Regions from separate parts of the Mus musculus genome. Here regions 1 and 2 are each linked to region 3. Evidence: chromatin loops called from intact Hi-C (ENCODE). Cell type or tissue: heart. All regions are shown on one strand. Region 1 has its middle 280 kb from the start of Mir6352. Region 2 has its middle 290 kb from the start of Mir6352. Region 3 overlaps Epha4 (Eph receptor A4).

Evidence for each region. A loop is a pair of places that touch in the nucleus more often than their neighbours do. Peaks named below come from ENCODE experiments on the same cell type or tissue, not always from the same donor. Only the 100,000 strongest peaks of a DNase experiment are listed, where the experiment ranks them.
Region 1: it touches region 3 in a loop (2.0-fold over the local background); 2 of 42 quality-filtered maps call a loop at or near these places.
Region 2: it touches region 3 in a loop (2.2-fold over the local background); 2 of 42 quality-filtered maps call a loop at or near these places.

What each region holds. Positions count from the first base shown.
Region 1 is chr1:77,212,331-77,214,830 of GRCm38, forward strand. No RefSeq gene overlaps it. Among named protein-coding and RNA genes, the nearest start is that of Mir6352, 280 kb to the right of the region's middle. In heart, no CTCF peak of the experiment used is centred here; a DNase peak (open chromatin) is centred at 1,301; H3K4me3 peaks cover 506 bases; H3K27ac peaks cover 548 bases.
Region 2 is chr1:77,206,450-77,208,949 of GRCm38, forward strand. No RefSeq gene overlaps it. Among named protein-coding and RNA genes, the nearest start is that of Mir6352, 290 kb to the right of the region's middle. In heart, no CTCF peak of the experiment used is centred here; no DNase peak of the experiment used is centred here.
Region 3 is chr1:77,368,257-77,370,756 of GRCm38, forward strand. It overlaps Epha4 (Eph receptor A4), which reads right to left. Exons shown (of 18, transcript NM_007936.3): 18 at 1-1,415. Among named protein-coding and RNA genes, the nearest start is that of Mir6352, 130 kb to the right of the region's middle. In heart, no CTCF peak of the experiment used is centred here; a DNase peak (open chromatin) is centred at 1,365.

The sequences.
Region 1 (2,500 bases), 160 kb before region 3:
GGAATTGTGATGCCCATAGTGGAGTGAGCCCTACTAGACCAGTCAGAACAACTCTCTTATCCTCAACTCTTCACCAAATTACAGACTTTCCCACAGGCCAAATCTGGGCAACCTATCATCTGAGAATCCCATCATAGATGATTCTAGGCTATGTCAAGCTGACACTAAAAGGTAACTAGGATATCATTAAAATATAGATGATTTTTTGTCTGGATATATGGTCTTGTAATAGTCCATGCTGCCTTTGTATCCACTTACTTACCTAGCTTACGCTAGTCTTGAACTCCTGAGCTTCCTGCACCTACATTCCAAGTGCTGGAAATTCAAGCATTGAATACCACATCTGGCTTACAACACAGACTGGTTTATTAGAAACTATACTATGAATTAAACTAAAATATAAGCAAACAAAGTCAGAAGAGAATGTTTGCAATGAAAAGGATGATAAATCCTGAAATACATGGGACATTCCCACAAGTCAACAAGAAGAAAACACCTAATTAAAAAATGAAAAAAAAAAAACATTAATTGGTAATTCATAGGAGAAGCAACACAAAACATCAGTATGTATGAGAATTTGCTCAGCCTCATAAGTAATTATGGAATTAGAGATTAAAACAGCAATCAGACAACATTCCTCACATTAAGATAACAATTTGTTTAATCACTGATAATACCAGATATTGGTCAGACTATGGAGAGATAGAGGCTGAGATGTGGCTGGGGGAAAGGTGACTGCCCTTAGCACACTGCAGAAGAATTCAGCAATTTTTACTCAAGTTGAAATTCAGACCTTAGGACCCCAAATTTCCATTTCTTCGTTTGTAATCTCCAATGCAAATACATAAAGACATGGGTATAATGAAAATTCTCTGGGCCGTTTTGTACAATTAAAATAGAACAGTGAAGGTCTAGGGACAGCTGAATAAATAAGTAAGGGTTGCCAGCCAGTTGGAATATTGTATGGCAACTCAAGTGATCAGTAAGCATTGTGATGAGTCGGTTCTCAACCAATCCACCCTGCAAGGGAGACTGAGCTCTCAGAGTTGGGATAGTCTGTCCTGAAAGCTGCCAGACAAGTTAGTAAGCAAGAGTGACATGGGCTGTATGCATTCCACTCGGAGGAATGATGAAAAGGAGCCAGTTGAAACCAGGGAGGGCTTAGGACCTCGAGGTCTCAATGAAAGAGGTAAAGAAAGGGACACCTGACCTGACCGTTTCAAACCCCAGCCCTCTTACCCCTGATCTAAGCAAGCACAGGCAAACTGAAAGCACTTGAAACTGAGGTTGGGCACAACGCTGTTGGCAGGCATGCTATCTGATAATGAGTGTGAGCTGCACGCCCTGGCTCCTAAACTGGAACACTGTACCAGACGATGTCATCACCGGGAGACCTTCTCTGTGTCCTGCATCATAACTTCAACGTCTGAACAGACAAAGAGTCAAGGAACTATAAACAGCTCTCAAGGAGAAAGAGAAGCAGCTGTTTATCCTGCTTCTGAAATGAGCAGTTGCTAATGCCTTCTCCACAGTGACTGCCAGGAAGCAAGCAGGAAGTTTCAGGAAAGAAACAGAAAGCACAAAAGAAGAACTGAAATGTAACTCAAAAGTCAACCATATTAAGTCCATAGTCCATTTCTTACAGAGCCATGTAGAAAAAGAGTTAACACAAGAAAGCGCCAATCACTATGAAATAAATCAATGAAAAGCATATGCTCTGAAGAGGGAAGAAAACATTGAGTACATGGGCAAAGTTGAAGGTACAATGATACTATTTCAGAAAATTTTAAAAAGTACATTTAAAAAGTTGCAGATGGAATATATGTATTATGTATAAACATTTAAAAAAATCTAAACATATATGTACAATATGACCCTTGGCCTTTTCTCAAGAGAAAACAAAACGTATTTATACACCATGATAACACACACGTAAATGTTACTGGAGCTTCATTTCATGATAACCTGAACTGGAAACAGCCCAGCTGTCTGCTTACCGTTGAGCAAACAAACAGTACTCTGCGCGTGTGTGGGAAAACGGAGTTCTTCTCAATGAAAGGGGAAACCCTGAAGTACACAACCTGAGTGAGTCTCAGAAAACAAAGTGCTGAGGTGAACAAGCCAAGCCTAGGGGGATGCAGGCTGCATAATTTAATTTGTATAAAATGCAAGGGATTTTATAGTGACAAAACATCAATGGGTAGTTGCCTTAGGTGAGGGGCAAAGGAGAAATGTATAAAAGATGCTGTAGACAAAAGAGGATGGCTTCCTAGATAATAAAGACCTTCAGTTACTTCTCATTATGCCAGTGTTTTCATAAATGTAAACAACTCACCCAGTGGTGCATTTTAATGTTCACAGATTATTTCCCTAAATTAGTGCTCAGCAAAATTGGTATGAAAAAAAAATGAATGAAACATAACTCTATGAATATATTTGGTGAATATATGACTCTTCATGTTAAAATAGAAAACAACGCATAAGGAGTTGGCTGCCTGGC
Region 2 (2,500 bases), 160 kb before region 3:
AAGAAAAAATAAATAAATAAACCAATCAAAATATAAATCGTTTAGAAACCAAGCCCACTCCACAATACTAATAACATAATAATATTGAAGATTTCCCACAAAGTTGCTGGATTTAACATATAAACAATGCATCCCAATAGTTTCCTACTACACTGAGATCATTCCAGGTCAGCTAAAAGGAATCCTCTACTCCCAAATCCCTCATTATACACCTGGAGAGGCAAAGGCTCATACTGGAGTAACTTGCTCAAACCCAGTTAATTATTTGCAAAGTGAGGGATAGGGATAGAATCCAGGTATTCTAATCTGCCCTCCCCCCTTTTTCCTTTGTTGCTTATTAACTCATGACAAAGAGACTGCCGGCTCCTCTTTCTGTTGCATTCAGATTAAAGCCCAATGGCATGGTGTTTTGAATCCCTTCAGTGTTAAGAAATACCTTTGAAGATGGATTTGATTTGGAGGAACAATCAGAAGTCATTTGGAGCCAAGTGCAGTAAACAAGGTAGGTAATCAAACCAAGCAATTCATGTTTTGGTCCAAAAAGGGTGTAACATTGAAGTAATGAGGCTGATCTTTCTTTTCATGTAGCTCATAACTGAGCTTTGATGTCATTATATTGAAATGAAATTCCATTGACATTCATTTCAGAGTTTTATTACTCACAATTTGATTCTGCCTGTTCCCTGGATTTTAAAGTAGGTGCTGCTAGATTCCCATGTAATTAAAGTAACAGCCATGATACCTGACTACAGAGCATGCAAGCAAGAAGGGAAATAAATAACTTAATGTATTAAACGCTTATTATATAGAAAGCACTAACGCAGACCTCTGTGCAAAGGACAGAAATGCATTGCACCATTTCTCTTGTTCTTCATTCCTTATTTTAATGAAGTGAATTAAGACTCCGAGGTTATATGAACTTTGTAAAGAAGAGTCTTGATTCCCATTGGCTTGGTAAAGGACCAATATGCATTAACACACCCACCCATGAATTAATTAAATATAGCATAAAAGCCATGTCCAGCCAAGTTAGATTGGCACCAAAAATTAATAATGCATACTTGGGAAAATGATCTAGAATATGTAAAGTTATGGTTCTGGTTAACTTCATGGAATTCAATGAGACTTTTAATATAGGCCCGGGACTAGGGAAGGAATGATATCATCTTAAAATCATGAAGATAATGCAAATCATAAAACTTGTAGAAAGGAGTATGGAACCTTAAAGAGTGGTTCAGAAAGAAAGGTGGATACGGCGTGGGAAAATTCTTTATCAGTGGGGTATCTGTTCCTCGATGGATCCTTAGATAAAGATGCTTGCTGCTGACCTGAGTTCCATCCTTGGAACCCATGAGGAGGAATTGAAGAACCAAGTCCTACAAGTTGTCCTCTGACTTCCAAATGCGCATTGTGGAACATGTGCATGAACACACAATAAATTAATTAAACATGATAATAAAATGTTTTAAGTAGGAGAAACAGCTCATGATTCTGAACCTTTGTTTAAGAGTCTACGTTCACTATGGAGCTCACACATTAATTTTATTTCAGAGTTGGATTTCTACTGTAAAGGTGGTGACTCCTCCCATCATGTGGCTTTTCTGGCTCCTGCCAGGTACTGGCACCTCAGACTCATGAGGCCACTTACCTGGGGAGAAGCCTTGCTGTCTCATGAGCATCCTGCACTCTTCTGGGGTGTGATCAAATCTGAGGAGTTGATGTTTCTAGTCACATGAGGCATAGACCTAGGTGCCCAGAGCTAGAACAGAAGTCAATGTTATTAAATCCTTTTGTTTCAAGGTCTATTTTTAGTTTATGTGAGTGTTCACCAGCATGTAACAAATCAGCCCATGATAACTTGCTTCCAGTAACTGTGAGTAAATCACCAAACCCGTATTAGGCTTTCGATATAGAGTGATAGCCTGGGTTCTGTCTCTTGGCTTTGGCTATTAAACAAGAAAGAGATATAACTCCATTAAAGAGTAGGGTGGATGTGGATGTGGATACGGAAGACAGAAAGATACAAGACTCACCATTTACCAAATGCTCCTGTAATGCTCCTGTAATGCATCTGGAGTATGGCAGGTGTTTGATGGTTAAAGAGCTACACGTGGCCCGTAACCACCCTTTCTTCCTCCTCCTCCTTCTCCTCCTCTTCCTCTTCCTCTTCCTCCTCCCTCCCTCTCCTCCTCTTCCTCCTCAATACGTGTCAGGAGATGCACAAATGTGCCATAGACTCATGGACTATTGTATTACATTTAATGATCTGAACCTTTCCTGCCTGCCACACAGGAGAAAAAGATGAACTTGAGCTTAGATGTAAGATTGATATCCCGCAGTTTGGTCCAAGTATGGATGTTCTGAGACAAGGAGGTAATTAGCTGTGTAGTCCCACCCTTGAGCATACTCGCACAGAGGAAAAGTCCCTGTGATAGTTCTCATGTGCTCCTTTATCTTAGGAGAGAATTCAAGGATACAGGGATCTGACTGCATATGGAAA
Region 3 (2,500 bases):
AGCTTATATAAATGGCCACAGTTTCTGTGACCATAGCTCAGAATAAGCAAGGCAGCCTCTCAGGTTAAGTAAAATGGCAGTATGCTGGCTGGAGTTTGGTATACATATCCTGTCGATACTGAATCTTCATACACCAGAACTCCGATTCTAGAAGACTGGTATACTTTCAAGGGCATAAGTAGTTAGCTGCATATTAATTACCAGAACTTTCCACATGTAATTGGGGAACCTGGAATTGCTAGAGGCCATTTCATCCCAACTACATTAACCTCAAGAGCCACTGGCATGTATGTATTTTTCTGTGACACTGGGACACAAAGTATTACTCCAGACACATCATCTCAAGGCTGACACACATATCTTAAGTTCATCTTCCAAAAGTATATGAATTGCATATATTTGTTCGCATTCAACAAGTTCATTTATGCAGGGAAACAAAGGCGACTTATACTCCATCTGGGGTCACAAATTGGATTCCATCCCCTTCTCTCTCCATTGTGAAATCGGCGAGTCAGGCTTATATCTAAAAATCATTCCACCATCAAGGTGAAAACATCTGTCCAAAGAACTGCTTCTTAGGATGAATGTGACAGACACATTACACTTACAGATAAAGAACATGTAGCGTTTCCAAGCTGTCTTCCCAAGGGGACGGACATGGTCTCCGGGTCTTGTATATCATGTGACTCTTTCCTTATCTTTGAACTGGTAATAAACCAGAACTCTCCAGGTATAGCATTCCACAACATTCACAGGCAGTTCTAAGCATGAGGTTACACACACACACACACACACACACACACACCCCATACACACTCACATACACACACACACACACACACACACACACACTCTATGTACACACATCAAAAGAGATATTCAGGTCATATTTTAGTCTAGGAAAAAAATATATTTATATCACTGCAATGGCACACCCTGGGTAAAATGTCACTTTAGCATTGCGTATCGGAGGCAGCTTGCGGAACTGGCTTTGTTCTGCGTGGTGGCGCCTGACCTGGCGTCCATAGTAAAACCTGTAACATATGGTCACTTGCTGCCACACGGATGCAGCGGGGCCGTACAGGAATGAAATATGGAAATACGTATAAATAAAACCACAAGGAGTTTGGGAGCAAGGGCTCTGCAGAGCTGGTGCCTCGAGACAGCACATTCCTCAGTGCAGCTGAGAACAGATGCCAAAGCTGGATGTCGTTTTCCTGGGCGAAGGGGACTTGACACATTTCTTCTGCTGTTCAGGTGCAGGTGTTTTGTCGTGTCTTTGCCTCAAAAACCGGCAGAAGAGAAGCCAAAGAAAAACATTCAGAAGGAACGGTGGAGGGTGTGTTCTATTTTCTTCCAAGCGCTTATGTAATCAACAGGAAGGGCTGTGAGGCTGAGATACCAGAATCTATTCCCTGGAGAGAAAAGAGAGACAACAAATGTCAGCCAGTATTACCAGCCAATAGTCAACCAATCAGCTACACATCACGCTTCTATCAAATAGAAGCAAACACACAACATTTTGGGTTCCCAGAAAGTGACGAGGCTCGGTGCGTACTGAGTCCCATTAATATGTACCTTGAATACAAACTAGTAAGAACAACTCACTTGTCAATACAGAGGCTGATTATAATTACCCTATTATTGTTGTTATTGTTTGAGACAGGGTCTCACTCTGTCACCTGTCTGGTCTTGAACTCCAAGAGATCCACCTGCCTCTGCCACCTGAGTGATAGGATTGAAGGCATGAGCCACTACATCTGGCTATTCAAACTATTATTTAAAAAAAAGAGAGAGCTGGGCATAGTGGTACAAACTTTTAATTTCAGCACTCAGGAGACAGAGGCAGGTGGATCTGTATGAGTTTGAAGCTCGACTCATTTACATAACAAGTTTCAGGCCAGGGCAGGCTATATAGTAAGACTGTCTCATGAACAAAACCAAACAAAACCTAACTAACCAACTAAAATTAACTAACTAACTAAAAAGGAACAGGATCGAACATATTTTCTAGCTATTCCTTTCTGGGAAGTAATAAACCGTAGCTTTTGAAACCTGGCCATGCATAGACTCCATCAGGCATACATACATACATACATGCTCACATGAAGGACAAGGAGAATATGAACTTGACCTTAAAACTCCAATATATAAGCACACCATATATATGCACAGGCAACATTTGGATAGAAAGTTTCTTTTGCTACGTCTGCACCCTTCAGGCTACAGTCCCCTTCTTCATTTGATGTGGGACTGGGGGGGGGGGGTGTTGCTGGGCTTGTTTATGGATATTTAAGGTGAGAAGGAAGGGACTGTGAAAGTTGACATCTAGTAAACATCAGAGTAAGATAAGAGTCCGAGGCAGCTAGTTCCCTTATTAGTCGAAGCCAAGGAAGCCGTGTGGTCTACGAAGGGCTTATAACACATAAAATAAAATGCAATGTGCTTCAATACACAAAACTGCTGCTCTTTTGAGTTAGTCACCGGACATGCAAATATC